Regions from separate parts of the Homo sapiens genome. Here region 1 is linked to region 2. A link is an interaction called in ENCODE POLR2A ChIA-PET data of the cell type or tissue named here. Cell type or tissue: A673. All regions are shown on one strand. Links, peaks and the distances in the headings refer to the core of each region. The heading gives the core; the rest is flanking DNA. Region 1 overlaps DLG1 (discs large MAGUK scaffold protein 1). Region 2 overlaps LOC105374308 (a long non-coding RNA gene).

What was found. ChIA-PET counts read pairs that join two places held together with the same protein. Peaks named below come from ENCODE experiments on the same cell type or tissue, not always from the same donor. Only the 100,000 strongest peaks of a DNase experiment are listed, where the experiment ranks them.
Region 1: POLR2A ChIA-PET joins it to region 2 with 6 read pairs; 2 of 35 experiments call an interaction of 5 or more read pairs at or near these places.

What each region holds. Positions count from the first base shown.
Region 1 is chr3:197,169,543-197,186,088 of GRCh38, reverse strand. The region is part of intron 5 of DLG1 (discs large MAGUK scaffold protein 1); the gene reads left to right. Among named protein-coding and RNA genes, the nearest start is that of MIR4797, 120 kb to the left of the region's middle. In A673, for the core only: no CTCF peak of the experiment used is centred there; no DNase peak of the experiment used is centred there; H3K27ac peaks cover 253 bases.
Region 2 is chr3:197,437,240-197,453,785 of GRCh38, reverse strand. It overlaps LOC105374308 (a long non-coding RNA gene), which reads left to right. Exons shown (of 5, transcript NR_189108.1): 3 at 8,463-8,765. Among named protein-coding and RNA genes, the nearest start is that of LINC02012, 64 kb to the left of the region's middle. RefSeq lists a silencer at 5,682-5,882. In A673, for the core only: no CTCF peak of the experiment used is centred there; a DNase peak (open chromatin) is centred at 7,735; H3K27ac peaks cover 1,117 bases.

The DNA.
Region 1 (16,546 bases), core at 3,097-11,096, 270 kb after region 2:
TTCCCAAAACTTGAAGTTGTTTTCTTGATGTGAATGGATTTGGATAGGAAATTTGCATCAAGAAGTATTTCTTCCCTGTACATTGGGGAAATATGGGAGGCAGTGATCTGTCAACTTTAGATTGTACCCTAAGTTCTTTGGCTCTGTAGGGTAAATAGATGCACACTAAGAGCCTACCATTGACCCCTAAGTTCTCTGGCTCTGTAGGATAAATAGATGCTCACTAAGAGCCTACTATTGTATGTCTTTTGGTACTGTTTACAGTTTGAGGTAGGAGATTTGCATTCAACAGTTGTATTCAGTATCTTCATCCATACTAATTCAGAATAACAGAACCCATATCAGTTTTCTCCTCCCCTTGAAGTTTTCATCAGACATGGATCAAGGCACATATTTTAGGGCCAGACCAATTACCGTAGCATTTATATAAACCACACTAATCAGGTCTTTACTAGGTACCTGGTCCATAACAAAACTTGAATTTTTTTCTGGGAGGTTTCATTTTTTCCTTCACAAGAGGATTCTTAGTTACCTGTCCGCCCTTAGTATTTTCTTACATTCTCTACTCCGAATTAGATAGGATCACTCTGGGGCCATAAATTGTCAGCTACTGCCGGCACAGTCCTTGGGAAGAAGCACCAAACTTTCTGGTATAATCTCTGTCACAAAATATCTTGCCCTCAAGAGTCCCACATGGCTCTCACCCTTACTGAGCACATGTTCACTTCTCAGCAGACGCATCATAGAGACAGCATTAGCATGTTTTCTTGCGGAGTCAAGATTTGCAGTGGACCTCAACATTGTAGTTTGACAAAAGGCTGCATCCAGTTGGTGCTGGTAAGCACGTAGACAAGGAAGATTCTGTCAGTCCACATCCGAAAAAATATCCATGGCTGAGGTTGGGACTTACGATATGCTCTTATCAGCTTAAAAATTAGATTATTCAACCAATAGTAAATTATCAAGTAGCGTTTTTGTTCACATATTGTTTTAAAATGACCATTGTTGTAATTACTAATATAGCACAGTGTTAAGAGGGCTTGCTTGGGAGTTTGTGGTTCTCAAACTTGAAGGTACTTAAGAGTCACTTGGGAAGCATTTTAAACATAAAAATTCCCAGGTTCCCCCTGCCCGTAAACATTTTGATGGGGAGAGGATACACCAATCTGCATATATAACTAGCGCCCCAGGCAATTCTCAGGCGAACTATTATGTTAACCTAAATATTAGATGTTAGAATATGTTCCTTTAGCAATCAGGTGATAGTATTTGGTGAACCAGAGTGGTATTTATGTAGAGTTGGATAAAACACATTTCACTGATTATAAAACGAAAAATTTACCAGCGTTAATTCTTTCTCATTTTTAGAAATTTATGACCTTGTAATATGAATGTTTATAAAATACTAGAGAGATGATGCTGATAATTTCTTGAAAGTTCTTTTTTATCATAAAGGTTCCAGAAGCAAAATACTTGTTTTAGTAATTAATCTACCTTGAGACCCAGTTGTTAATCATTAAAAACCAATACATTACATAAAATGATAAAGGAAAATCCATTTGTAATGAAGCGCTATCGTTAGATAGTCAGAGTTTAATGTAGGCAGCACCTTTGAACAACTTAGAGCCAGTGCCAGATAATGTGTAAGATCTGCCTGGTGTAGAAATTTGGATATGAATGACAAAGATTCTTTTAGTGAAATCATTTTAACAGTCAGAACTATTTGCAGAGAGAATCCTCTTATATGTTTTAATTCAGTTCATATTTATAATTTATATAAGCAGTGAAGGTGCCATTGGATTTTACTACAGACTGTGGTTGAAACTTGGTAATCCAGGGTTTTTCCACGCAGTGCATTAAATCAGGCAGCCCCACAGGGTCTTGGTAGTCCAGTGTTTATAGCATCCTTCTTTACCTGCTAATCGACCTCACTTCCTGGATTTCAATCCATCTAGTTATCAGCTAACAAAAGAACAGCTTTTGGTTCCTGCAGACGCTGGTGAAAAAATAATCATGAGAAAGAAATCCACCTTATGTCGTCTTTTTTGTCTGCAAAAATAAACTCAGCCATCATACAGCTAACAGGTACAGAGGGAAGATACGAGCTCTTTCATAGGAAGAAATCACTGAGAAAATGAGCATCATTTCTCAAGGTTTTTATTTTCACTGATCTACAAGTGATGCTGCTGTAATTGTAGCTGCAGTTTTTACCGATCATTCACCACTCAGCAGCTGGTAGAGAAGTAAGCCTGCTTGGCAACCACCTGCAGGGCTGCAGAGATGAATTACATTTTCGGAAACAACACACTTCTATACTCTCGCGGCAGTCGAGGAGGCAATACTAGCTCTAGCCATGGCTCAGCAGGCCCAAAGCAGAAACACTGGGCAAAAAAGGGCTCGTCAGATGAACTGCAAGCTGAGCCAGAACCTTCACGCTGGCAGCAGATAGTTGCATTTTTCACTCGAAGACACAGCTTTATTGACTGCATCTCGGTAGCCACCAGCTCCACCCAGGTAACATACCACTTGTTGAAATTATTTTCAATCTATTTCTGTTTACGTTTGCTCTGTAAAAATGTCTTAATATAGATTTTTTATTTAAAGAATAGCCTTGAAACCTTGGATGTGTAGAAATGTATGTTTTCTGTCCATCCGTGTAGGTCTTTAGCACAAAAGGGGGAACAAGAAATATTTTTCCTTATGCTCTTATGTAATACCAAACAAAATAGCCTCAGATTCAATTGAATGACTTTTCTAAAAATATAAGCCCATTGATACATAAAATATGAATTAATAATGCTCATCTCCTTTTTAGACTGTGCTAAATGCTGTAGAGTATGATGTCTGACCAAAGAAAATGCTGATTTGTTTAGTTTTTGTATGTTATTAGATAACCTTAGGGAGACTGTTACAGTAAAGAAACAGAAGATACTTTGAAATATTTTCATTTTTCAGTGTTTTGAAAATAGATTCAATTTAATATAATTGGCTAGTATTATATATACTGACATCTTAGCTATATTATGGCTTATTCAAGGGATTTAATGAATCGTTTTTTGTAAATATTATTTATCTAGCTTAATTTGAAATTAAGTGAACTTGTGCAATTACACAGTCATGGAATATTTTTTCACATAGTCAAATCACAATTTAAAGAGATGAGCAAATACTAAAAGTCTCTCAAAATTAAAAAAAATCACATAACACCACTTTTTGAGGAAATGAGCTATTGTCTATGGGAGGAAAAATAAAGAAAAATTAATAATTGTTTGAAATACCTATTGTTTGCTACAAGGGTGGTTTGAGGAAATATTCATATTTCTAAATATTTTTAAGCAGTCAGTTCAACTTTAGTAAAAATAAAAGGACGAGAAATGGTCTAAAAACAAGTTGAGAATGCATTTGTCCTCTGACATCAGTGATATTTAAATTAGGAAAATACATACATACACATTCCTTAGGACCTTTTAAAATAAATTCCCTTAAAGCTGTCTTTTAAAGAAAATAATAGAAGCAGCTCAATAAATATAAACTATAACTGTCAACAGTTCTATATTTCTTTATATGTTTTTTATAAATTTCTTTACTGTTTTTGGTTACTAGAATTGTCTTTTAATGGTGTTGATTTAAAATAACATCAGCTTTCTTAAGTAAGAAATTCTACTTACTTTTCTCAAATATTTGGGAGAAATGGAATTACCTAGGAAGGGGGAGTCATTATGTAGGCATTGAGGTTAAGTTACAATCAAAACTTATTGAATGGGCAACGATTGATTTAACTCTTAAATTGAATACTGCCCCAAGAATTTTACTAACCTTATTTTGACTGCAATTACATATATCACGAAAGGATGCAAAGACTAAAGGTTGACAATGTTATTCATTGTAGATTAATACTAGATGATATTTTCCATTGTCAACAAGACAGATATCTTTAGAACTTTTTATATATATATATGGTTTATGTAAATGCACACCCTTCTATATATGTATGCACAGATAACACTAGCATTGATATATCTGTCACTCGGTTTATTAAAAGCAGGCAAATGAAAAGACAGGAAAAGTAGTTCATGTATAAAGTGTTGAAACCACAGAGTTACGTTATAGCCGCTTGGGAGTAGGAGCAGAACGTTGCTGTGATTGCGCCAGAAGAGAGTCATGACCCCTGTTCGCAGTCAGCTCTGCAAAGCCATTTTACATGACAGCCCCCACCCAGTTTGGTTCAGAGCATTCCTGTATGCTAGTATATGAGTTATTAATAGTTTTTATTTCTTTCAGACCTCTTTCCTGATTCTCATCTTGTCTTTTTCATTACCTTTCTATTTTATTTCTAGAAATAGGAGTATTAGGGTAGAGGTTTTAGCTTCTGTTTTTCTTGCACTGGAGTACCAACATTTTGTTTTTCATTTTATACATTTTTGTAACTGATACATTGGATAGTTTATATATCTTAATTTTTTTATAACTTACTGGAGTTGATTTGACAAGTTAAAATATAATGGGACTGAAAAATAACTTGAGATATAATTGGATCTTACTTGATACTAGAATACTTTTTTAAATTGCACTTACTGACTCATGGCTGGCAGCTTTCTTTTGCAGCACTAAGGGATTTATTGTTAGAAACAACGTAGATTGAAATTTCATACTTAGAGCATATAATATATACCTATGAATATAATAAGGTCATAGTGTTTTGTACTGCGATTGGTAAATAACAGAGGTCTCTTATTTCACTGATGTCAAAAATACTCTAAGATTTGACAGAAAGATTAACTTTGAATCTAATTCCATATGACTAAGCCACATGATACTTTTTGCAGATTGGAGAGTTGTTATAAATCAAGTTCTATTAGTATGAAAACTATCTGGTTTAGTATCCCCCCCAAATACAGTATGAAAAGTATCTGATTTAATATCCCCCCAAATATACACAATACATAAAAAGAACCTGTACTTATTTTACAGATTCATTTAAATTGCTTGTCTGCTGGAGGTATTCATGTTCATAACTAAGATTATGTGCCATTTTCTACTATGATACTGGAACTCAGGAGGAAGTCATTAATGTTTTTTGAATGATAAGGAAACTGAGTGGTTATAAACTTTTGCAAGACACCTAGCTTCTCAGTTAGGGTTTGGCATGTAGTTGGTGTTAATAAATGCTTATAGAATTAATTAATTTTTATTCCATTCACCTCAAATGTTATCTCCTGGCCTTCCAAAATATGACACCTAATCTAATACCTCTTCAGTACCTGTATTGATTGGATCTTCTCTCTTCCCTCACAAGTGTCTTTGGTTTTTCACAGCAGCCCATCTCCTTTTCCACTGCCTTTTCTTCCCCTCCATTCTTCATACTATCCTCCAGTCACACTGCCCCGATTCCCCTGATTTCCTCACCCCTTTCAGTCCCCACTCAGTAGTGATAACCAAATAGCTTACACACTGTCTCTCAGTTTTATCATTTCATTGTATCTCATTTTACATTGTGGGTTTTTTGAGAGGTTGTTTTATTTTTTAATGTTAAATAAAAATGAGTTTCTTATGAATTACATTGGTGAAACTTTTTCAGTTTGAGGCTTCATAGTGTTTTTGTCCTTAATTTCAAACGATTAGTATAGAAAAAGTTCTCTATGCATTGCGAAGCCCTCCTTGGTTCCGCACCCTCAGCGTCCCTCCTATTCTTGTGTTGAGGGTCACTCAATAATCGGCCCCGTCCTACTTAGCATACACAGTCCTGTTCCAATCTGGGACCAGTTTTTATATTCAGCAGGGTTTTATAGAACTCCAGCACAGTGCTGCTAGACTTTACTTGATTAACGCCTAGGTGAAAAGTTTTATTTACTTAGTGATATCGACGTTTATTAATGTCAGTAGTAATCATATGAACTTTAAATAACTGTGAAGTGTTCAGTCATTTTGAATGTGTGTATAGCAGCTATTCATACATTTTGGACTACTTGAAAATCTCAACATATAGAGCACTATAAATACTCAAAAAGCCCCCCCCCCCCCAAAAAAAAAACACAACATGCCAAATTAAGCTGAGAGCAGCAAAGCTGTATTCTTAGGAATATGGAACAGACATGAAAACTTGTCAGAATTGAAATAGAATAATAAAGTTTTCTTAAAGAGTAAATATTAGCTGAGTTGAATAATCTGCTTAGAGGAAAAACCCTGTCCTAAGTCAAAAATATAGGAAAACATTGTTCAAGTGCCTGTGTGGAAAAATATTTAGGCTAATTTGTACACTTTAAAAAATATTGTTTGTCTGAAACAGATGCCTTCTGAGTTATAGAGGATTTAATTTTTAGAGCTATGCATTGGATATATTGTCCAATAGAGAGAATAACAGTATCAGTGTCATTGAGTCACTTCTACCAAATAATTTAATGTATATATTAATAAAGTACTTAGGACAGCATCTGACACAGAGTAAGTGCTACATTAGAGTTAGGTGCCCCTGTTAGCTTATTTTTATATCATTTAACTCTAATAGTATATGAACAAATTCAGATATAGATTATTAGGAATTATTGCACCTAGGATAGCGCAGTACATTCAAACATTCAGTAAATATTGTTGACTGATTAAGTTAATTTGTAAGTACAAGCCATCCACTTTTTTTAAGAACCAGAGATCTCAACACCTTTAATTACAGGATTTAAGGGAGGTGCCCCAAAGAGCCTTTGAAATTCTTGATGAGACTACCAGTTTTTTGACCTTTCCTCCCCTCCTAGCACTCCCTTCTACAAATTGGTGAAAACCAGTCACGTGTAGATGACTAAATTTAAGTGATTATCCACTTGGTACCAAGCTCCCCTAAGCATCCCCCAAACATATCATGAGGACTATTTTTAGATCCTAAATCCCTTTTAGCCTGTCACCACAGAAAGTCCAGACCATCCGGATTGCAGCTCTGCCTTCTCTATACCAACTCGCAGACTGCACGTTAAACTTCCAATACCTGATTCCTGGTCTTATTCTCAAATAAATAATCTTGCTTTGTGTTCCAGCCTGCTAAAATAAATGAACTGTGTGCCTAAAGCTTACCCATATTCACTTCTGTACTAGATCGTAGTCCCTTTGGTTGTTCAAGAACTTCTGAAATCCCTTTCTCTCTTCACTGCATCATCTGTCTTGCCTCTGTACTGCCCCTAGACTTGCCTCTATAAGTCCTATCAGGATGTACACCTGCTATAATATCTTTCATTAAAACAACCATCCAAAAAACCCTCGTTGTGTGAGTGTAGATTATCAAATCCAGTGGCCAGTTCTCAGTGTTCATTTTACTTGACCCTACAACAACTGTTAACACAATTGATTACTCCCTCCTCTAAATTCTTTTTTCTCCTTTGACTCGTGGATAGTACTGCTCTTTTAATATTCTACCAGCCTCATTTTCCTTTATAGTATCCTCCTTTTTCCTACTGCTAAATGTTCAAATGTCTCAGGGCTCAGTCTTTGAACTCTCTTTTTATACTCACATTTCAGGTGATCGCATCTAGTCCTATGCCCTTAAATACCATCAGTATTTCTCTTTATTCCAGAGTTAATCCCTGTACATTAGACTTTTATATCTAACTTTCTACTCAGTATCTCCACTTCGGTTAAGCATCTGAAAGGTAACATATTAAAAAGAGAATTTCTAGTTTTATTGGTCTCAATCTTCTTTATTCAGTATGCCATTCACTAAGATGCTGAAGACAAAAACCCTTAAAATTATCTTTTATTCCTTTTTTCTTTGCTCCGTATCCAGTCTGATGCCAAATCCTGTTGGCTTTTTATTCAAGATATATTTATGATTTGGCCACTTTTCAACACTTCTGCAACTACTGATTCAATAATATGTTGCCTGAACTACAGCAGTAGACATCTAACTTCTCTCGTTAATATTTTTTGCTTCCTCTAAGGTAGCACCCCTTCACTCCAGACATTACTCTGTCTTCTTACCTGATTCTTTATTATACATTTTTTACTGTCTTTTTACTTGACTGTCAGCTCCATGTGGGTGGGATTTTTCTGTTATGTTTATTGTTGTATCCTCAGTTTCTGTGACAGTGGCTGGCACACTGTAGATAACCAGAAAATATTTGTTGAATGAGTGAAGAGACAGGGACATACGAACTTGTGCTAAGGAGGGCCCAAGCAGGTGTGTTTGTCTGTCTTTTCCCTTAGACTTTCTGTGAAGCGCGCATCACACTTTATTTAGCATTGTAATAGTTCTCTAACTGATGATTCTTACTTGCCCTCTGAGAAGAAATACACACAAGGAAATGAGGTAGGGAGAGAAGAGAATTCAATTTCCTCAAAACTGGGATAACTATATAACTCAGACCAAACTAGGATACTTTAATGAAAAGAGGGAATCATTAATAATTAAAGTGAGACAACAGGCATAAATACAGACTTCCCAAGTAAATAGAGGCATATGGGGTCACTCTGTTATAACCATTTATTTTCTGACTATTCCCACCAGGCAACAGGTCTGAAATTCACACCAAGACATCTCCATCTTGGACCATCCTAGATTGATTGACCTAACCGTGTTATCGGTACATACCACATTCATTTTGTCTCATGTGTAATGATAATTGTGTTTTGATAAAATATTTTTTCTTCATCTCCAAGGAATGGAATTGTTCATATTCATTAGTGTAGTGCTTTTGTACTAAAAAGTAGACTACGTATAGGGTAGGTAGACAATCTTCTTAAACTGCTTTGAAAATACTGACTCTAATTGATAGGTTATTTTCCAGAGAAATTGGTGGAAATAGTCTCCTTTGGTATTGACTCCCCAAACATTCACAGTTTGGATGGAAACGCTGTTGTACTGGCTGTGAGATGCTGACCCTTGGCAGACACATTTGTTTCTTAATTTTCTACTCAAAAGGCTACTAACTTTGCGAAATTAATATGATGACTCAGACTTGGAAATCAATTGTTCCCCCTTTGACACAAAAAATATTGTAGGATCTATTTTATGTTTCTGTTTTTCTGGAAACTTTTACAGTGCACCTACATGTACTGACTCAAAAATTGGTTCTTAAACACTGTTTCAACACATTTTTATCATTTGTACAATAAATAAAAATAAATAAAAAATAATATAAAAAATAAAAATAAAATTTATATCATTTGTTCAATAGGACACTCTAGAAAAGCATAGAGATGAAGATTAAACCAAAAGTAGTTGGTTACAATGGTTATATAAGCTTTTTTAAATTACAAAATTGACCATACGATCCAGCAGTTGTACTCCTTGGTATTTGCCCAAATGAATTGAAAGCTTACATCCACCCAAAAACCTGTACAGAGATGTTTATAACAGCTGTGTTCATAATTGCCAAAACCTAGAAGCAACCAACATATTCCTCAGTGTGTGCATGGATAAAGTGTGGTGCATTCAGACAATGGAATATCACCCAGCACTAAAAGAAATGAGCTATCAAGCCATGAAAAGACATGGAGGAACCTTAAATGAATATTACCAGGTGAAAGAAGCCAACCTGAAAAGGATACACACCCTTGTTTCCAACTAGATGACGTTCTGGAAAAGGCAAAACTATGGAAACAATAAAAAGATCAGTGGTTGCCAGGGGTTAGGTGAGAGGGATAAATAATAGAGCACAGAGGATTTTTAGGACAGTAAAGCCATTCTGTATGATACTATAATGGCGGAAACGTCATTAAACACATGTCAAAACCCATGGAATATCCAGCCCCCACAGTCAACTCTCATGTAAATTATGGACTTTGTGATGTGGCAGTGTGGGCTCATTGATTGTAACAAATGTACATTAGAAATGCAGGGGTGTTGATTATGGATAGTTTATGTGTGTGAGCAGGGGGCATATGGGAACTAAAACTGCTCTAAAAAAATATATAAAGTCTATTAAAAACTATAAAATTGGTGTCTTAATGTAGATTAGATTGGCTTAGCTTGAAGACATTTGAAATTTATGATATAAGGTCTTTATAGTTAGGAAATGTGTTTTATTCTTCTTTGTAGCTTCTGTATAGTGTCTTGATTGTTTAGATGGCGTTTCTGTCAAGGATAGATAGGCAAAAAGAAGTTTCACAGGCTATAATTTATATATTCTAAATATATTCAGAGAAGTTTTAAAGTTAACCTTTAAAATAATGTGTTAATAACAGTGCTGAAAAGTGACTGAACCATGCTTATGGGATCAGGGCAAGTCAGCCTGAGCAACATTTTTCTCCTGTATTTTCAAGTAATGTTTGTTTGCATGAGAATTGTACTTCATACCTCTTATCACGACTCTAATTCAGTAGTCATTTGGATAATGATTTTGTTTAATGTCAGCCACTAAACTGTAAGTTTCACAAGAGCTGATGCTACAGGGTGTGTGGTTTTTTCCCTTGGTATCCCCAGAGCCTCGCATGGAGAATGCACTTGATAAATATTTGTTGAATGAATAAACAGATGTTATACAGGTGTTAATTTTTATTTAATCTGCTGTTGACGAAGTGGAAGTTTGGAACTTCTAAATATTGTTGGATCACTGTAAATTTCCCAAGCCATTTTTATGTAACACTATGGCTTAAAAACTAGCAAGTCTATGTTACCAGATTTTGTAAAGTTGTGAATTTCAGAAGTAATTCAGATCCTTCTGTGAAAAAATTGTGAAGCATTTATACTCTTACATATCTGAAGAACTTAAATTTTTATCATGAAAATTTTACTTAGTATCAGTCTCTTTAAATAAATTTTCTTAAATTATTCCTTGTACTTCCTGGCACTATTATTTAGATAACATTTCCAGCCCTCCATTTTTATAGCAAAGTTTAGAATTTTGATAAAGGTAAAAATAGTTGTTCAGACTATGTAGAGAACAGTAGCCTACAGTTACCACCTTTTAAAGAAAACTTTAAACCAACTGATGTGGTAATTTTAACAGGCGTATGCAAATACAAACCAACTGGCAGTGCCACCTGGGAGCAGTGGAATTTTATAGAAGCCTATACACGCAACTTGCCCCTCCAGGCATTTATTTAAAAGATTTTCCCTCCTCACTTCGTAACAGGAGCACTTCCTATTCATTCTTTTTCCTTTAAGCCCCAATTTGGTAGCATTTCTGAACAGTATTTTCAGTATCTGTGAAATCAAAACTCTGACTTCTTGACTGGAGCAGCTTTGAAATGTGAAGAAGTTACAGCTGTGACAGAGTGGAACCAAATGATTGCTTTACAATTTGTGTTGTTTTGTTGTTCTGAGAAAAAGAATTGGGGATTATAACCTGGTGTTTAATTATTTGTTAATTTTTTTTTAACAGCCACGTTCAAGAGCAATAAACTGGCATTTAAATTAAAACAGATCCCACCCTCATTTATCTGTATATAAATCTGACTAATCTTGGTAGGATGATCTGATGTATCAAAGGGTTATAAATTTGGAAAGAAATCAGTTGGAAAGTATTTTGTAAGATAGAAAGAAAACAAACAAGATGCATATCAATATTAAGAATTAATTGCTTTAGCCAAACTAAGTACCATAGCAGGATTTTGAAGGGAGAACAAAGAAAAGAGAATAAAAATCATATCATTTTAATCACTTTTTTTCCAAACTGGAAGGCTATATTCAGTATAGAGGCAAAATTTTTTCAGTTGTAAGAGCACAGCTTTATTATATAGACTTTTTAATTAAAGATATTTTAAAGAACTGTAGGTGAAACTTGAAATTTCCATATGTATATCTTGTTTCCTTGTTTTTTAAATTGTCGCTTCCATGGTTTTTGGGGAGAGAGAATTGGCTTATTTTTATTGTAGACTAAGAATTGCAACAGAATTAAACCATTTATAGTTAGTAAAAGTTAACTTAGGTGTCTTAAAGCCATTTTCTATTTTCTTCATTGACTTATTTAGCCTTTTCTTTCTCCTTTTTTAAAAGCAGCTAAAGCAGGAGTCAGCAAGCTACAATCTGTAGGCCAAATGTAGCCTGCCACCTGTTTTTGTAAATAAATGTTTTGTTTTGTTTTTGAGACAGAGTCTCACTGTGTCGCCCAGGCTGGAGTGCAGTGGCGCGATCTCAGCCCACTGCAATTTCCACCTCCCGGGTTCAAGTGATTCTTATGCCCCAGCCTCCTAAGTAGCTGGGATTACAGATGTGCACCACCATACCTGACTGACTGGGTTTCGCCATGTTGGCCAGGCTGGTCTTGAACTACTGCCCTCATGTGATCTGCCTGCCTCGGCCTCCCAAAGTGTTGGGATTATTACAGGCATGAGCCACCATGCCTGGCTTGTAAATAAAGTTTTATTGGAACACAGCCATGCCTATTTGTGTATTGTGTATGACTACTTTTGAACTACAATAGCAGTGTTGGATAGTTGCAACAATTACTGCATGGTCCATAACGCTTCTTTTTTTGTCATTTCCAAAAATGTTTGCTAACCCCTGATCTAAGGATTGATGCAGTATGTATTTCTTTTTACAGGTAATATATATTGTCTTTGCAGTAAAATGTAGTGGTAACAATAAAGACAAAATCTCTTTTTGAACTATTTTAAAGAGATAAGTAAAGAGTACTGGGTAAGTGTACCATCTTTAGAGGATGATGACCTGGATTTAAATTTATATTCTGCCATATCGCCTGTGCCACCTTGGGCAAATTACCTCCATGCGGAGTCTGTCTCCTCATCTGTAGAAAATGGGGATGAAAGTGTTATCTTTTTCAAAATTTAATGAGAATTAAATGAGACAATATGTGCAAAGCACTTATTATAATACATTAATTACATCAGTGAGGTCATCATCATCTTTATCAACTACCCTTTTATCCACCACTACCACCGCCACCACCATCATTTTCATTTCAACAAAATATTCTGACCTTTAAATGAGGAATCTAGAGATACGGAGAAGCAACCATGTTTTAGCTAGAGGGTTGGTAACTTTAATAGGGTGCAGCCAGGGAAACAGAAACCACAGCAACTAACAATAAAAATACACTACATGGGATTGGTTAGATGAGTATTGGAGAACTGGAAAGGCAAAATGAGAATGCCAAGGTAAAATCGAGACTAACTTACAGAAGTAGCTACCTGTAGGGGAACAAAGGACCCAAGCTGAAATTAGTGGAACCTCAGAGGAAGGGCACCATGGATTTTAAATATGAGCCCTCAGTAAGAAGTTGTACTTCCTAATGCAGTTTGAATAGAAAAGCGATGAAAATATTTTAAGCAAATATGCTTGACCAAGACATGTTTATTTTCAAATGGGACATTATTAGGCAATTCATTATTGCTAGATAGAGAACAACATGAAACTGGCAATTTTTTACATTTTGAAACTTCTGTTCTAAGGTTATCAAACTGTAAAACATCTTGAACACCTTCTGATTGGTGGTGGCTGCCCAGAAACACAGAAATAACCTTTTAGCAATGTCTACTATGTATATTGCATGAAAGTGGGTAGGGGAAGGAAGACTGTACCTACCCAATCTATTGCCCAAGTCATTTTAGAGTGCTGATTAAGTTGATTTCTTTTGACAGTCGCATGGTTTTATTCATTCAACAAATATATATTAAATACTTCCTGTGTGCACTTTTCTAGGCACTGGGCATATAGGAGTGAACAGAACAGAAATCTGCTCTAAGTAGAAGAAGACAGATAATAAATATAATTATCCAAAATGCAGTCACATGTCAGTTAATGGGAATACGGTGTATATTTATTTTTGTATATAATTATACAGAAGATAAAAAGTATAGTATAATAAATATACAAACCAGTAAAATAGTTGTTAATTATCATTCTGAAGTATTATATACCGTACATAATTATATGTATTATACTTCTGTACAACTGGCAGTGAGGTATATTTGTTTACGCCAGCGTCACCACAAATGTAATACATTATACTGCAGCATTACAATGGCTATGACATCACTAGGCAGTAGAAATTTTTCAGCTCCATTATAATTTTATACATGTGGACCATCATTAACCAAAATGTTGATATGTGACGTATGAGTGTATATGGTATTCTGGAGGAAAAATAAAGGAAAGAAACAATAGAAAATGTGTGTATTTGTGTGGGGGAAATAGAAGAAGGCAACTTGAGAGAGTGATAACAGGGACCTGAATCCTTACAGACTTGTAGAGGGTGAATAATACAAGGCAAATCTGATTACTGGGAAGCATTAAGGGCCCATTTTAGGTTATTAGTCATGAAGTCTGTGGTTTTGCTTATTTCTCTAGCCACATTCTGATAAAAATCAGGTAAAAAAGCACATTATTGCATTTGGTAATTTTATCCCCATTTGTCAATTATGTAACCATATATTGAAGTTTTAGTGTCTGTTTACTTTGAAATGTTTCGTGTTTGGCTCATCCTTTACTAGGACAAGATTGTCATCTGAATGCTGATAGAATACTGTCTTTTCATAATGGAGGGATGAGAAACCTTAACTGAATATTGTGAGTCTCACAGGTAGAGATAGATTCATGAACTAGATGATCTGTCTGTGTGAACTAACACACTTGTACTCATGTTTCTGTAATGGAATTAATTGCTAGATCTGTTTTCCTATTTACCTTGTTTTGTTTTAAATTTAATGATTTTAATACCCTTAGTGATTTGTTTAAAAATGTGTTTAGTTTTATAATTGTTTGCTTGTGAGATAGTTATGACATGGAAGTCATATGAAGCTGGTTCAAATAACATATTGTTGGTTTTTTACTATACCGGCTTATGTGAAAGATACCTGTTTGCAGTGACAGGACCAAAGGACATTTGAATAAAAAAACAGATTTAAACCATAAAAATCAGCTTTTTCTGAAGGTACTGGGCCCCCGTTGAGTACAGTGATTCCTAAGCAGAGTTTTTATAAATCTACTGTGCTATATTTTATCCTTCTATAAACATTCAAAAGGCTTGCAGTTTTTTTTAGTTTCTCTCTTACTTTTAAATAGCTTCTTTGACATTTAATCAGAGAAACATGCCACATTACAGCATAATACATCTTTAAACAAAGAACCAAAGAACTTAGATTAGGAATATTAATTATGCCATACAAAACCAAAATAAGATCCTTACTAACCCACAGTGACACGACAGTTGATACTTTTCCTTGCCATCTAAGATATTGGTACCAAAAGATTTGCTAATTCATATATCTCATTTTCTCTAAAAATATGGAAGTGTGCATACAAAAATTAACTCAAGATAGATTAAAGACTTAAATGTGAAACCCAAAGCTATAAGACAACCTAAGAAGACAACCTAGGCAGTACCATTCTGGATATAGGAACAGGCAAAGGGTTCATCATGAAGACACCATGCAATTGCAACAAAAGCAAACATTGACAAGTGGGATCTAATTAAAGAGCTTCTGCACAGCAAAGGAAGCTGTCAACAGAGTGAACAGATAACCTACAGAATGGAAGAAAATTTTTGCAAACTGTGCATCTGAAAAAGGTCTAATATCCGGCGTCTATAAGGAACTTCAAGAAATTTACAAGAGAAAAACAGTCCTATTAAAAGAGAGTAAAGGACGTAAACAGACACTGTTCAAAAGTGGCCAACAGTCATGAAAAAGAGCTTAGCGTCACTGATCATTAGAGAAATGCAAATCAAAGCCACGAGATACCATCTCACACCATTCAGAATGGCTACTTTAAAAAAAATCAAAACAAGAGATGCTGGCAAGTTTGTGGAGAAAAAGGAACACTTATACACTGTTGATGAGAGTGTAAATTAGTTCAACCATTATGGAAGACAATGTGGTGGTTCCTCAGAGACCTAAAAACAGAAATACAATTCAACCCAGCAATCCTATTACTGGGTGTATACTCAAAGGAATATAAATTGTTCTGTTATAAAGACATGAACGCTTAGGTTCATTGCAGCACTATTCACAGTAGCAAAGACATGCAGTCAACCTAAATGCCCATCAATGGTAGACTGGATAAAGAAAATGTGGCACATACACACCACGGAATACTATGCAACAATAAAAATGAATGAGATCTTGTCCTTTGCAGAAACATGGGTGGAGCTGGAGGGCGTCATCGTTAGCAAACTAATGCAGGAACAAAAAATCAAATACCGCATGTTCTCGCTTATAAGTGGGAGCTAAGTGATGAGAACAGGTGGACGCATAGAGCGGAACAACACACTGGGGCCGGTGTGAGGGGTGGAGAGTACGAGGAGGGAGAAGATCCGGAAAAATAACTAAATGGGTACTATTCTTAATATGTGGGTGATGAAATAATCTGTACAACAAATCCCAGTGACACAAGTTTACCTGTGTAACAAGCTTGCACATGTACCCCTGAACTTAAAATAAAAGTTGAATTAAAAAGATACAGTAGTGAATCTTTGTGTATATTCTTAGGTCAGTTTACCCCCTTCATATAACGTGTTAATGTAAAATATAAGCATTATTAGCTATCAGATAGTATGTTCATTTATCGTCTTTGGAGTTGCATCTTATGCTATGAAAGTCATTTTAATAAATTAGTGAGAAAATGTTTTTAAATATATTTAGATAGCCTTGCAACTCTTTTATACCT
Region 2 (16,546 bases), core at 4,683-12,682:
TCTCCTTGGAACCACTCCAAATGGGTGCCAACGCCTCTAGGCAGGAGCTGTGCTGGACATCAGAGTTCAAGGAAATGGGGATGGCATTGTTTTATTATTATTATTTTGAGACAGAGTCTCGCTCTGTCGCCCAGGCTGGAGTGCAATGGTGTGATCTCAGCTCACTACAACCTCCGCCTCCCAGGTTCAAGCGATTCTCCTGCCTCAGCCTCCTGAGTAGCTGGGACTACAGGCACCCACCACCATGCCTGACTAATTTTTTGTATTTTTAGTAGAGACGGGGTTTCACCATGTTGGCCAGGCTGGTCTCGAACTCCTGACCTCAGGTGATCCACCCGCCTCGGCCTCCCACAGCGCTGGGATTACAGGCGGAGCCAACAAGCCCGGCCTGGAAATGGGGATGGCATTATGAACAGGGTAATCTTTTGTTAATTCTGATTTCCATTTTTTGAAGTAAATCATTCTAATAACTTTGGTAATTCAGCTATTAATAGCAACACATTGCTTACCACATACTTCACAAGTGAACAGTGATCACACCGAAGTTGAAAACACTTGGCCTGTTGATTAAACAGGGTTTTCACTGGATTACACACTTTAAAACGGTGAATTTTAAGGTATGTGAATGAGTCCTTCCCCTGCTCAATGACAACAACAGGAAAAATTTTAAAAATAGGCTTTGGAGACAACTAGTTTATGTCCCAGCTTTGCCCTTAACAGGCCGTCTGGCCTTTAGGCAATTATGGTCCAGTCCTTGATTTCTCTGAATTTCCACTTCATCCTATGTAGAATGGGATTATGAATTGCCCTTCTTTCATTCCACTGATAAAAGAAACTCTCCACCCCCACCCTAGAGAGCGGCTGATCAAAATATCCCAATTCTCCTAGACACAATAATTGATGAAGACACGCTCACAAGACCCAAAGATGCTCAGTCAAGATTCGTGAGGAGGGGAAATGTGGATGCTGGGTCAAAATAGGGCTCTCTCCTTCTAAAATCATAAGACATAGCCTGGGGAGCGGTGGCTCACGCCTGTAATCCCAGCACTTTGGGAGGCTGAGGCGGGCGGATCATGAGGTCAGGAGATCAAGACCATCCTGGCCAACATGGTGAAACCCTGTCCTACTAAAATACAAAAAATTGCCAGGCGCAGTGGCTCACGCCTGTAATCCCAACACTTTGGGAGGCCGAGGCAGGCGTAACCTGAGGTCGGGAGTTTGAGACCAGCCTGACCAACATGGAGAAACCCCATCTTTACTAAAAATACGAAACTAGCCGGGTGTGGTGGCGCGTGCCTGTAATCCCAGCTACTCGGGAGGCTGAGGCAGGAGAATCGCTTGAACCTGGGAGGCGGAGGTTGCAGTGAGCCAAGATCACACCATTGTACTCCAGCCTGGGCAAGAAGAGTGAAACTCTGTCTCAAAAACAACAACAACAAACACAAAAAATTAGCTGGGCGTGGTGGTGTGTGCCTGTAGTCCCAGCTACTTGGGAGGCTGAGGCAGGGGAATCTCTTGAACCCAGGAGGTGGATGTTGCAGTGAGTGGAGATCGCACCACTCCACTCCAGCCTGGCGACAGAGAGAGACTCCATCAGAAAAAAAAAAAAAAAAAAAAAAAAAAGGCCGGGCGCAGTGGCTCACACCTGTAATCCCAGCACTTTGGGAGGCTGAGGTGGGCGAATCGCCTGAGGTCAGGAGTTCAAGCCCAGCCTGGCCAACATAGTGAAACCTGTCTTTACTAAAAATACAAAAATTAGCCGGGCATGGTGGTGGGCACCTGTAATCCCAATTACTCAGGAAGCTGAAGCAGGAGAATTGCTTGAACCTGGGAGGCGGAGGTTGCAGTGAGCCGAGATTGCACCACTGCACTGCAGCCTGGGTGACAGAGCGAGACTCTGTCATAAGATGTAAAGTTCATGAAATCCAGAGCTACTGGGGGTCATCTTTCCCAATATACGAGAGAACATACTGGAGAGTGACGCTAACATAGTGGAAATGAAGGGAGACAGAGAGGTTTCTGACGTTACCTGAGCCCGTGGAGCCAGCCTGGGCGGAAACCGGACAACTCCTGATGTTTTCATTCATGTGCACCAGTAATTCCTTTTTTTCTTAAGCTTGTTTGAGTTGGGTTTCTGTCATGAGCAACCCAAAGAGGCTTAATACAGAAATATATTGTATCAGGCTGTTGTGAGAATTACTCGTGGTAATACCTATAAGGCGTATAAGCAGGGACTAAATAAGCAGGGACAAAAAATGGAAACTTACTATTATTATTGATAGCATTATGCAATGGATAGGAACAACTTTGTATATGCTTAATCTTATTACCCTGTAGTAACAAAGATAGTACTAACTGAGTACCATATAAAGTAGAATCTCAATAAACATATCCTTATAGACAAACTGATATCTCTTTACCTTAGTATAGAATTTAAACATGAATTAATCTGAATTTCTCCTGCCTTTTACTCTTAGGAGATAGAGATGAATCTACAAAATGGAAAAAGTGTTGAACTTGGGAGTCAAGAGACCAGGATTCTAGTTCTGATGATGCCCTTCACATACCGAATGCCCTGGGGAAGCCGCTTCCCTTCTCTCAGCCTTGGGTTCTCCATGTGTCAAATTAGGCTGTGGAAAAAGGTATCAAGAGATACTTTTAATGGTCCATGATTTCTGGGGATTAAAATAAATTCAATCTCATACCCCTTTTGCATCCTGCCCACAGCCTCCCACAGTGACACATGATCAGGGAGAGTCAGGGTGCTTGCAAATGGCCATTTGCGTGACGTTTTATGCTCATGGGAAGATGCAAGGAAGTCAGTACTCTTCACTTGCTAATGTAAAAATGTTACTGAATACATCTTAGAATGACTTTTAAAGACAAGGCCTGAAATATAATTTCGTATCAGAAAAAAATGAATTGAAATGAATATTTTTCATTCATCAGGCATTCATTTAGGGCTTTCTAGGTACATCCTGTGCCCAGTACTAGAACAAAGGGACTAAGGCTCTGTTCCTGAGGTCAAGGAGAGCCTTGTCTTGCAAGGAATGTTCCCTGAATATCTTGTTCATCAAAATTTCACTGGAGTTCAGATTGAAATGGAGATTTTGATAACCTTATTGGGCCAGGCACTGGGTAGACAAGTTTGTTGACATCATCTTAACACTTGATTGTAACTTTTCTGTTCTCCCACCTCCCAGAAACACTCATCTGGCTGAACGGAGACATGAGCCTCTGTAAACTGATTCTTCCTCCACAAAGGGGCCCTGGCCCTCACAGCCCCATCCTCTTTCATCCTTGCTGCCTGATCCTAGGGAAGCTTTGCTCTGGTGGTGCCTGGAGCTGTGATGTATGCAGTCATTTGAAACCCCAGCTTTGTGGAAGACACGAGACATTGATTTTTACTCTACCATTTGGAGAAAAATCATTTTTATATTAGCAGAAATGTTGATAGACAAGGAGCAAAGTTTAAGGTTGGAATGACTTTAAGATTCATTCATTTTTTAAAAATTTATACTTATTGAGTGCTTACTATGTGCCAGCCCTGTCCTAGGCCCTTGGGGACTGGTTGGTAAATAAAGCAGATAGAGTAGTCGATAATGCCTGATATAGTTTGGATGACTGTCCCCTCCAAATCTCATGTTGAAATGTAATCCCAATATTGGAGGCGGGGCTTGGTGGGAGGTGTTTGGGTCTCGTGGGTGGACCCTCATGAATGGCTGGGTGCTGTCCTAGAGGCGGTGAGTGCGTTCTCATGAGATCTGGTTGTCTAAAAACATGTGGCACCTGCCCCCTCTCTCTCTCGCTTCCACTCTCACCATGTGACACCCAGCTCCTGCTTCACCTTCCACTGTGATTAAAAGCTTTCTGAGGCCCTCACCAGATGCTGATGCCAGCACTATGCTCCCTGTACAGTCTGTAGGACCATGAGCCAATTAAACTTTTTTTTCTTTTCTTTTCTCTTCTCTTCTCTTCTTCTCTTTTCTTTTTGAGATGGAGCCTTGCTCTGTCACCCAGGCTGGAGTGCAGTAGCGCCATCTCAGCTCACTCCAACTTCTGCCTCCTGGGTTCAAGCGATTCTCCTGCCTCAGCCTCCCAAGTAGCTGGGACTACATGTGTGTGCTACCACGACCAGCTAATTTTTTATGGGTTTCACCATGTTAGCCAGGATGGTCTCAATCTCCTGACCTCGTGATCCACCCTCCTCGGCCTCCCAACGTGCTGGGATTATAGGCGTGAGCCACTGCACCCAGCCAATTTCTAGTGTTTTCTTTTGATTCTTTCTTAGAGTTTCCATCTCTGAGCTTACATTAACTCTATGTCCTTGCAGTAGAATCCTGCATGTATTAATCATAGTCATTTTAAATTCCCTGTCTGATCATTCCAGCATTTGCATCATATCCAGATCTGGTTCTGGTGCTTGCTCATTTCTTCAGACTTTGCTTTTTCTTGCCTTTTAGCATAGCTTATAACATTTTTTGAAAGCCAAAAATGATGTAATTGAGTAATAGAAACTGATGTAAATAGCCCATCAGTGTGAGATTTATGTTAATCTGGCTAGAAGTTGGGCCATGTATAATGTTTTCTGTATGCTGGGGCTTAGAAACCAATACCCCAAAATACGGCATTTTGACATGCTGAGCTGAAGAAGCTTCCAGGTCTCTCTGACCTCCCTCATCACTTTCTCTGCCATATAACTTGAAGTTCCTTTATCTGCCTATCTACTGTGGAAAATGAGTCCAACAACCTAAGCACACCTGAACAGACACGTTACAGGTACAGTGACTGTCTCAGAGTCCTGAATCGATTCACTCTTCCTAGTAATCCTCTCAAGAGAATTCCTCTTCTGCCCGCTACCATAGCCTGTTTGATCAGGATGCAAGCCCCCATTCTATCGGTAACCTCGAGATGGTATACAAGCTTTTGTACATCACTGGGAGGTTGGGTCTTCATTCTGAAGGCTCCCATGTATACACATTAAATAAATCTGTATGCCTTTTCTCCCATTAATCAATCTGCCTCATGTCAATGATGGTTTTCAGCAAGCCTTTAGGGGGCCAAGGGCCTTGCTTCAAATTCCTATTGTCCTTATTTTTGTCTCCTCTTTAGAAAGAATTTGTGTCTTCAAATCTCTCAGCTGTAATACACTGTACTAAATTACACTGGAGCCCTTTTGGAATGGTGGTGGAGGAAACCAGAATAATTTCACACCAAAATACATTGCCGCAGTATGATGAGTATTTTGAATTAAGGCTCTTAGAGATCAGCAGATGCAGGAATGGGTTTTTTCTTAGCTACATAAAAACTGGACCCACCAAGGAGAACAATTGCTTCCCATCCCCTCCCTGAAATCTCAATGTCTATGACAGAGATGAAGGCTGAGGAATGTAACCACACCAGGATGGACCTTTTCATCAGATATCTGTCTCTCAGGGTCATTCACATTCCAAAGAGAATCATTTACAGATTAACTTTTGATCCACTCATTCTCCCTAATAATAATTTATTGATCCTCAAAAGAAATAACATGGCTTTTCAAATTAGATTCAGAAAAAAATAAGAAAGAATTACCTACATTTCCCATTTGCTCCCTCCCCTATGAAGAAAGTTATATAAACATCTGGATTCCATTGGGTTATTGGGTGATCATTCTCCTGCAAGTCCCCCATGCTACGCACAGTACAATGAATTTGTACTGTCTTTGTCTCTGATTCATCTGCCTTTTGTCAGTTGATTGTCAGCAAACCTTCAGAGAGCAAAGAGGAAGTTTTTCTTTGTTCCCTACAGTGACAAAGTGTAGAGAAGAGAAAGTCATCTATAATCACATGATTAAATCATCGTCTTTTTTTTTTTTTTGAGAAGAAGCCTCGCTCTGTCACCCAGGCTGGAGTGCAGTAGCACAATCTCAGCTCACTGCAACCTCCACCTCCCGGGTTCAAGCGATTCTCCGCCCTCAGCCTCTTGAGTAGCTGGGACTACAGGCATGTGCCACCATGCCTAGCTAATTTTTGTATTTTTAGTAGAGACGGGGTTTCTCCATGTTGGCTAGGCTGGTCTTGAACTCCTGACCTCAAGCAATCTGCCCACTTCAGCCTCCCAAAGTCCTGGGATTACAGGTGTGAGCCACCTCCCCCAGCCAACCTCTTTTCTTTATAAATTACCCAGCCTCAGGCATTTCTTTTACAGCAGTGTGAGAATGAACTAATACAATGCCCTCATGGAGCTCACATTCTAGTGGAAGGAAATAGAAAAAACATGTGGTATTTCAGATGCTGACAAGTGCTGTAAAGAAAAATAGAGCCAGGTAAGGAAGTGTCCAGCTTGCAGAGGACTCGTTCAGCCTTCACCGTCAGAGTCCCTGGATCTCCTTCTTGTCTCTGCCACAAGGGTTACCTGGGCCAAGCATTGGGGTGGGAGTTGGGGATGGGGGTGGGGATTAACCAGGAAATGAATTGGCTTAAGAAATGCATCTTGAGCACCCAGAGGGAGGAAATGCTGAGGGAGGGAGGAGGTGAGCTCGCCCACCCCATGGTACCTCCCAGCTCAGAACCCACACCCTCTGGGGCCCCAGTCAGTCCTTCAGCCTTCTTCAGCAGGCTTCTGTCTCTGTTTTTCTACCTGCTCACGTAGTACAATCCCTGCCTGAGTGTCTCGGAGGCCCAGGGGGCTGCTCTGGGGGGCTTCCTTCGGATGATCACTCGTTTTCACTTGCAATTTCACCTCATCAGCTATTCCCCCAGCTCCGCCCCAAACCCTTTGCCCTTATAGCCAAAGGCAGCCATGTTCTCTGTCACCAGCCCATCTCCTATGCCACAGAGCTTTCACGGCTAAAGAGCTTTACTTTGCCACTCTCCTAACCACGCCCATGGTGGTTTCTCGTGCCTCCCTCTAGCAAAGCCAAGGAGTCGTCGTAAGGCAGGTCAGAGAAGGGAGCTTGATGAGTGGCCGGGGATGGGGAGCTGGGAGGTTGGTGACGTATTGCACACAGAACGGGCTGTAAGCCAGTGGTTCTTACACCTGACTATGCATCAATCACCTGCAGGGCTTGGTAAAATGGAGAGACTGCTTGGCCCCACCCCCAGTTTCTGATTCAGTAGATCTGGAGGGGGGCTCCAGAATCTGCGTGTCTAACAGGACCCCAGGCCATGCTGGTGCTGCTGATCCTGGAGCCACACGGAGACCCACTGCTCCAGGCCAGCTGGCAGGGCCGGCCAGGCTCACCCTCTGAGCCCCCGGCCTCTTCCTGGGCTCTCCCCTTCTAATCTATGGACCTTGCTCTTGCTTCACTTCCTTCCCTCGTCAGTCATCCGATGATTTTCTCCCCCCGCCAGCCCCTGTCCCTCTAAAAAATGCTTCTGGAGTGTGATCTGAACATAAATTATACCAAGTTGCAAGTGGCTGGTCATCACTATCATCCCTTCCAGGAATATTTGAATTTTAACGGTCCAATAACCTGCAAAAACTTGGGTGGTGGACTTCAGGCATCTGCTAGTGAATGGTGGCTGTGTTCGGGGGCTCAGAGCCTCTGAAACTGTGTAGGTGGCCACTTATCCTACACTCTCCGTGTGCCTGTGGGGGAATGTCTCCTACCCAGCCTGGATAAGAATTTAAATTCCACGTCCCTCTTCTTCAGAAGCAGTGAGGCAGAGACGCTGCTACTGAAGAGGATATCAGCTAATGTCAGTAATTAAATCCCCCAAGGAGACAGGAGTCTCTGTGTCTTTTGTGTTCTGGGAGTGGCTCTTGCTTCAGAGGGAAGAAAGAAAATCTGTTGAGACAGACTCTGGTTCTCCTGCTGAGGGAGGCCCCGCTGTGGTTGCATCAGGGTCCAGGTCTCTCCCTGAAGAAGAAACTCAACCAAATTTTCAAAATTAAGGCCACAGCTCCCCACCTCAGGTTTAAAATGAAAGAATGGGAGGGCTTAGAAGTTGGACAGGGATACATAAGGAAGAGGCCGGAAAAGAAGGCAAGCCATGAGAGTTCAACCATGGCCAAATTGCCCATCTGTCCAGAACTTCTCCCCTGAGCACTTGCCCTCTAGTCCTGGGAGGCAGTATTTGGCCTCCCTGCCTCTTATCCTACTCCTGAGAAGAAACAGCTCCTGGAAAGAATAAAACACTGGAAGGAGAAGGAGCAGAAGAAGGAACAGGGCCTGCTGGGTAGGCAGAGGGTGTTGTCCATCCAAGTTGACTTAGGAGGACAGCAATCTGGCACAGGTCGGCCAGCACTGGCCTAGGAGCCAGAGGCCTCCGTTCTTGTCTTTGTGTGGCCTGGAACAAGTCACTGTCCTCTCCACTGCCCTCCAAGGCATCGGCTGAGACAACCTCTGGGTGTCCCTTCAGACTCTGAAATCTTACCACTTCTTCTACCATCATCATTTGCCATGAGAGGTGCATGAGAGATAAGAGTGGGTTCATCAGAACTCTTCCGATGACCTTCATTTTTTCCATCTCTTCCAGCCTCGGATGGAATTGCACTCAAGGACATGTCTGCGTCAAAGCTTTTCTCCAAGTTCGTCTTCAGTTGCTATTTCTGAAGCCACATCACACCCTGAGAAACTCCTCCCTTTTCCTCTACCCTGCTTCTCCCCCCGTCTGTCTCCTTCTTGTCACTTTTAGTTGGTTTTGCACGGGAACTCTGAGGCCATCCCAGCTGCCCTTGTCTGCCCGTGAGAATCCCCTTCCACAGCGCCTCAAGAGCAGGATGGAAGTTCCAAGAGTATGAATTCATTTCATGACATGTACCTTTTGCAACATACCCCGGTAAGTGTGCATGTGACAGTGTGCACGTGTGTGTATGGACATTTTGGGCCCGTTATAAAATGGCAGTTAAGAGCTCAGGTTTGGCTGGTTGTGGTGGCTCATGCCTATAATCTCAGCACTTCGGGAGGCCGAGGCGGGTGGATCACCTGAGGTCAGGAGATTGAGATCAGCCTGACCAACATGGTAAAACCCCATCTCTACTAAATACAGAAAAAAATTAGCTGGGTGTGGTGGCTCACGCCTGTGATCCCAGCTACTCAGGAGGCTGAGGCAGGGGAATCCCTTGAACCCAGAGGCAAAGGTTGCAGTGAGCTGAGATCGCGCCACTGCACTCCAGCCTGGGCGACAGGGCGAGACTCTGTCTCAAAAAAACAAAAGCAAAAACAACAAACAAACAAACAAAAAAGAGCTCAGGTTTTAGAGCCATACACACCTAGTTTACATTCTGCCCCAGCCACTTAGATAGTTGTGTGACATTGGGCAAACTGCCTAACCTTTCTAAGCCTCAGTTGGCTCACCTGCACATTGATAATACACACCACAAGAGCTTGCCGGGGGCCACTGCCTGCTTCTTGAAGATAACAGTTGTTTCTGAGATATCAGAAAGTTCCATCAGTGTCTTGGCCAGGCGTCCTCTCTTGTAGATAGTAGCACTTCCTCCTACTGTGGCTATCTCAGTGTAGGCCGCCTTCCCGTACCCCCCCCACAACACCTGGAATTCTGAGCCAAAGGCCCCCAGATAGGATGACATCTTAGCGGCCAGTGGGTAGAAGTGAGCCCTCTCCTCCGGACCCACTGACTCTTCAGGCCCCACAAGCTTACACATCAGGCACATGTAGATTTCTTTCCTGAAGGATCAGGGTGATTTCATAGAGTAGCAACAGAACCTAGAGCACGCATCTACTTAGAATTTTTCCTGAATCTCACAAGGACAGACTTAGATCTTTATAAGGAGGGCCTACTTGGAGTCCCCCTCCACTCCTACACATTTGGACCTCAAGTACAAAGGCATGCTGTCCTCTTTGGTCTGTGCAGGGCCTGCTTTTGTGTTCATTATTTATGTTTATTCTTCCATGCACCCCTCCCATTCTCCTTCCCCCCATAGGCAATTATGGATTTAGTATATATCCTTTTGTATATTTCTTGCAAACCATATGGTGGTATTTTCATGTGTTTTTGTTGTACCTAAATGGTGTTGTCTCACATAGTGCATTCTTTCCCTCCTCCTTCCACCCAGCACTCTGCCTTTATGATCCATCCACATTGCCGTGTGTTGTTCTAGCCAGCTTTCCCTCTTCACTTTCCCCGTGACACACTCTGGGTGACTTTCAGTTTCCCCGCCACGAGTAACAACACGGCAATGAGCACCCTCCAAAAGCACTTCTGCTCCCTCCTAACCGGACTCACCTGCTCTCAGGTTGGTCCGTGCAGTCTCTAACTTTTGAGTCTGAAAACTCACAAAGCGCTCTCTCTCTCTTAGATTTTTCTTGAGTCATGAAGCCCACAGTAACACCCAGGCGGCATAGGAATGAGCGTTAATGTTTGTTCCACCTTTTTTCTCCTGGGGCCCCAGGGAAGAGGCTTCTAGACCTCTGGTCTCAGACAATAAGAGCCTCTTCTGTGAGTTTTTGTATCAGGCTCAGGTTGCTTTCTTCGTTTGATTGAATAAAGAAAGCACGTGTTCCAAAGGCAAACACGTTTCCCCCCTCAGAAACAGTACAGTCTAAAGCCATAAGGAATCTTTCCTTCATCAACCACACATTCACCCTGCCCTTGGAATCCTGTTGAGGAGACTTGGGTCTCTTTTTGTCAGTGGGGAGTGAGGAGAAGGCTCAGGGAGTTCTGCTGATGCTTCAGAAGAGCTACTCTTGATTTTCATGGCTGCTCTGAGCTCATACATGAGGAAAGGCATAGGCCTCCATTAATTTTTTTCATCAGTAATTGTCTTCTAGTCAAGAAGAGCTTCATGGTTTGCCAGTTCCTCGCAAACAGGAGCTTTAATAGGACTGAACGCTATTCACTGAATGCTGTCTATTCCTAGTGGGCAAAGTTGTATGGATTTCCCGACATCTTCATTGTCCTGGTCCATCTTCTTCGCTCAGGCCACTTCCTCAACTTTCTCAGTCAAACCGTCTCTTTTTGGGAGGTCCAGAGGTGTTGCACAAGACTCAAGGAGCTCTACACCAGGAGCCAGTGGTCCTGGCCTGGACCCTGACCTGTCTCCATGGCTTGTGTGATGCTGAACTACTGGTTGAAACTCTCAAAGCCTCCATTTTCTTGTTAAAAGACAGGTGGAGTGAGGTAGGGAGTAGTGTTGGAGATTTAAGGCCTTCTGAGTTGTTTTGTTTTTTTTTTTTCAGACAGGATTTTTCTGTGTCACCCAGGCTGGAGTGCAGTGGGGCAATTACAGCTCATTGCAGCCTTGACCTCCCTGGTCAAGCAATTCTCCCACCTCAGACTCCCAAGTAGCTGATTCTACAGGCATGCGCCACCACAGCTAGCTAATTTTTTAATTTTTTTGTAGAGATGGGGGTCTCACTATGTTGCCCAGGCTGGTCTTGTACTCCTGGGCACAAGTCATCCTTCCATCTCGACCTCCCACAGTGCTGGGATTACAGGCATGAGCCACCGCACCTGGCCATCTTTTGGTTCTTCACATCTGTGTTTTTGCAAAGGCTTTGGTATTCCTTTGCCATCTGCCTTCTCCCTCCCCACTTTAACTATGCCCCTTTCTGATCCCAACCCTCCACCAGCCCCTCTTGCCTCTCTAGCTCCCAGCCTTCACCTCTCACCTCTCTCCCCTGTTCGTTCTCAGATACATTTTCTCCTAAGAAATGTTCATACCCTGCTAGCCTCCTTCATGGAAACAACTGTTCTCGGTATGCAGGGTCTCCCCTCCTCTCCTGACCTCTCCTGACCCTCCTCTCAGTCACACAATCCTCTGAGGTTTTTATCAAGTAAGTGGAAGCCGAGTGCTTTGAAGTAACTTGATTTGCCCTGAAACCACCTCAAATTCTTGGGGCTTCTCTTGATCAGGAGTAATTCTGGGCTACCCTGGAGCTCTCATGGTCACACAGGATCACAGGCTACCCCAGAGTCCTCTAGGTCTTCCCCAGATCTGCTTCTTAGGCTAGGAGAAGACAGGAACCAACAAATCTCTTCTATGGCAGATTGCTATGCCTCTCACCCTTTCCCCTGTCAAATCAAGCCCACAAGGATTTCTTTTTTTCTAAGAACTGTAGGCTACCACCTCTGCCTAGACTCACTCATGTATCCTTTCTTTTTTCTTTTTCTTTCTTTTCCTTCCTTCCTTCCTTCTTCCTTTCTTTCTTTCAGACAGGGTCTCACTTTGTCACCTAGGCTGGAGCACAGTGGTGTGATGTCAGCTCACTGCAACCTCCGCTTCCCGGGCTCAAGCTATCCTTCCACCTCAGCCCCCTAAGTAGCTGCAACCGCAGGAGTGTGCCACCATGCCAGGCTATTTTTTGTGTGTTTTTGGTAGAGATGGGGCTTCCTCATGTTGCCCAGGCTGGCATGCATCCTTTCATGCATTCACTCACTCATCAAACATAAGGGGAAATAGCTCAAGGATTCCAAGATGGGTATGTGCAAAGACCTGGCCTTCCAGATAATGATGACTGAAGATCTGGAGACAGGGCCCATCCCCTTCTAACACACACAGTGGTGGAAAAATGGGACTAGAGGCCGAGTTAGGGTTAGGGGAGGTTTTGCCTGAAGCCTTTTGCTGAAGCTGTGATCACTCCATTGCAAGGTTGTTTGCAAGTACACGCATTCCTTCCGACACAGCAGCATATACAGCAAAGCATGAAAATCAATAGGACGAGAAAGACCAAGGATTGTGCAGTGATAAATAGGTGTATTTATCAGCTTGCCCTTCTGTCTGAGCTCCCTGTCTTTCCAGGCCACCTTGCCCTCCTTTTCTCTCTAGAACCCATCTTGCTGCAATTCACAGGGGACAGTAAGAGGGTGGAAGACATCCCTGAGGGGACTTAGTGCATTACACATGGGGACCCCCACCATGACTTTGCCTAAGTCAAGCAGCGAGATGTCCTGTCTTCTTATGATGTCATACGCTGAAGTATTCTTTCAAACTTCTTGTTATCTTGGAACCACATCCATTTGCTCGATATCTTTTTGGTTTGTTTGTTTGTTTGTTTTTTGAGACAGAGTCTTTCTCTGTCACCCAGGCTGGAGTACAGTGGTGTGATCTCGGCTTGCTGCAACCTCCACCTCCCAGGTTCAAGTGATTCTCTTGCCTCAGCCTCCCAAGTAGCTGGGATTACAGCGGGCCACCATGCCTGGCTACTTCTTGTATTTTTAGTAGAGATGGAGTTTCACTATGTTGGCCAGGCTGGTCTCGAACTCCTGACCTCAAGTGATCTGCCCACCTTGGCCTCCCACGGTGCTGGAATTACAGGTGTGAGCCACCCAGACTAGATATCAATTTTTAGTTCTGAAGACACCCCAATTATTTGGTGTCACGAGTAGTCATAACACTAGACCATATTTTAAGGAACTCTTAGATAAAGAAAGACCAAATACTTGATAAAGATATGTAATGCAGTGGCAAATTTATGTACAACTGCTCAGAGGTGAAAAAGAGTATGTGGAGGTTGTTCTATGACTGGCCTAATCTTTCTTGAGAGTCCTCTCCCTGTTGTACAGTGCAAGTAAAGATCATGAGCACTTGACAATGAACAGTAACTCATTTGACTTCAGTTTTGAGAGGCTCACTGGGGCAAATGCTCAGAAGTGCTGATTTCTCTCCCGTCCCCCTGTTCTTCCCCAAGATGGCAGCAGGGTGGATGGGGAGTAGCCTTGGAGTTCTTGCTTGTCCTGTGCTGGCCTCTGGGTCTTTGTGGGTTCCTGTTGCTGGCCAGGTATTTGATTGGTTTATGATTTCCACAGTGGACCTTGTGGTTCAGTCAGTGCCTAGCGCACCCCCTTGCTGACTCAACACCTTCTGAGTCTCAGCTACATACCCCTCCAGCCTAAGACCACCCTATTCCTCAACGTGGATCCCGCATGTGAGGCCCATTGGCTTTTGCCTCAATGACCATCTCTATGTCCCAAGGGGTACATAGGAACCTCTGGGCTCTTCCATAGGGAACCTATGCTCCCTTGCGGGAGCATTGACACAGGCCTCTCCCCGCCTCACCACCGTATGTGAGCATTTTTCACTCTTAGTATGGCTACCCCCTCTTAGTGGTGGGGCCTGCAAGCTGATCTCACAAATGCCACCGTGGAATGGAAGGCGTGTTAAAAAAAAAAAAAATCTTTGCTTTTGCTTTCCCCCAAGACTACCTAACAACCCCTAATCCTAATCCACAGTCTTGGATTTCAAGCTTGGGGGTGGGGCTGGGGGGCCAAAAATCTCAGGTCTGTTTCCTTCCCCTATTTCTCTCTTTTCCTTCTCGCAGTGTCCACTGGAGCAAGAAGGGGAGGCTCTCACCTCTTTGCTTTCTGTTATGTCTTCCATCGTCCATAGGGCAGTGACCCTCATGGCTTGGCCACAAGAAAAGCAGGCATCTTCTCTAAACTATGGAAGAAATCATGAGGTGGGGCCCCCAGTCTTTTGGTATGGGAGATGCCAAACAAACAGGAAATAAAGACACAATTGCACTCCTTTACTATCTCCCGAATAGCTCCATTATGTTTTACATTTATGTATGATTCCTAGTCTTTCTCCAGATGAGTATTGTTGTCTAGGAAGACATAAATGTTAGGCAGATAATATATATTTTTAATTTCTACTCTATGAAAGTCACTATACTGGGGAAGGGGAAAACAAATGATAAGACATGGTCTCAGCCCCCAAGGAACTAACATTCTATGAACTGTGATAAATGTAAACCAGGAACGGAGGTGCAGCAGGAATTGTAAATGCTTGCATGGTGCAGTGCAACAGCTGACGCAAGAGGACTTGGTGTGCTTTGAATGAGATGCAAATTGAACGGGGATTGAAGAAGTCACAGATGACTAAAATGACTAGGATTTCAAGACTGGATGTCAGGCATATGGAGGTTTGGAGGTGATCTGGTTTGGTTTTGTATGCTCTGCTGCTAGAATTGTAGCTCTAATTGCTCACCACACACCAGGCCTCGTTCCTGGCTGCTCCTCGGAGTTCAGTGCACATGAGGCTGATGCGTGGATTTGCCCCCTACATGCCTGACTGGTTTTTAAAGAGAAAACAAGTCCATAGCAAAACTTGACTCTTTCAGCGTTTGCCAAAAAGACAAAAATGGCTTTTGAAAACCCAGAGCTCACCTCCCCTTTTCCCAGCTTCATCATTGACAGCAGCAATGATGCTTCATCATTGACAGCAGCAGCAACAGCTACAGCTACAGCTTAAGATACAGCTAGAGCTCAAACAGCCCCAGACATGGATTATGGAGAGCCAGCAGGGCTCCACTGTAACCCCAGACACGGATTATGAAGAGCCAGCAGGGCTCCACTCTAACCCCAGACACGGATTATGGAGGGCCAGCAGGGCTCCACTCTAACCCCATACACGGATTATGAAGAGCCAGCAGGGCTCCACTCTAACCCCAGACACGGATTATGGAGGGCCAGCAGGGCTCCACTCTAACCCCAGACACAGATTATGAAGAGCCAGCAGGGCTCCACTCTAACCCCAGACACGGATTATGAAGAGCCAGCAGGGCTCCACTGTAACCCCAGACACGGATTATGAAGAGCCAGCAGGGCTCCACTCTAACCCCAGACACGGATTATGAAGAGCCAGCAGGGCTCCACTCTAACCCCAGACATGGATTATGGAGAGCCAACAGAGCTCCACTCCAACCCCAGACACGGATTATGGAGAGCCAGCAGGGCTCCACTCTAACCCCAGACACGGATTATGGAGGGCCAGCAGGGCTCCACTCTAACCCCAGACACGGATTATGGAGGGCCAGCAGGGCTCCACTCTAACCCCAGACACGGATTATGGAGGGCCAGCAGGGCTCCACTCTAATCCCAGACATGGATTATGGAGAGCCAGCAGGGCTCCACTCTAACCCCAGACACGGATTATGAAGAGCCAGCAGGGCTCCACTCTAACCCTAGACATGGATTATGAAGAGCCAGCAGGGCTCCACTCTAACCCCAGACATGGATTATGGAGGGCCAACAGGGCTCCACTCCAACCCCAGACATGGATTATGGAGGGCCAGCAGGGCTCCACTCCAACCCCAGACATGGATTATGGAGGGCCAGCAGGGCTCCACTGTAACCCCAGACATGGATTATGGAGAGCCAACAGGGCTCCACTCCAACCCCAGACACGGATTATGGAGAGCCAGCAGGGCTCCACTCCAACCCCAGACACGGATTATGGAGGGCCAGCAGGGCTCCACTGTAACCCCAGACACGGATTATGAAGAGCCAGCAGGGCTCCACTGTAACCCCAGACACGGATTATGAAGAGCCAGCAGGGCTCCACTGTAACCCCAGACACGGATTATGAAGAGCCAGCAGGGCTCCACTGTAACCCCAGACACGGATTATGAAGAGCCAGCAGGGCTCCACTCTAACCCCAGACACGGATTATGAAGAGCCAGCAGGGCTCCACTCTAACCCCAGACATGGATTATGGAGAGCCAACAGGGCTCCACTCCAACCCCAGACACGGATTATGGAGAGCCAGCAGGGCTCCACTCTAACCCCAGACACGGATTATGGAGAGCCAAGAGGGCTCCACTCCAACCCCAGACACGGATTATGGAGAGCCAGCAGGGCTCCACTGTAACCCCAGACAC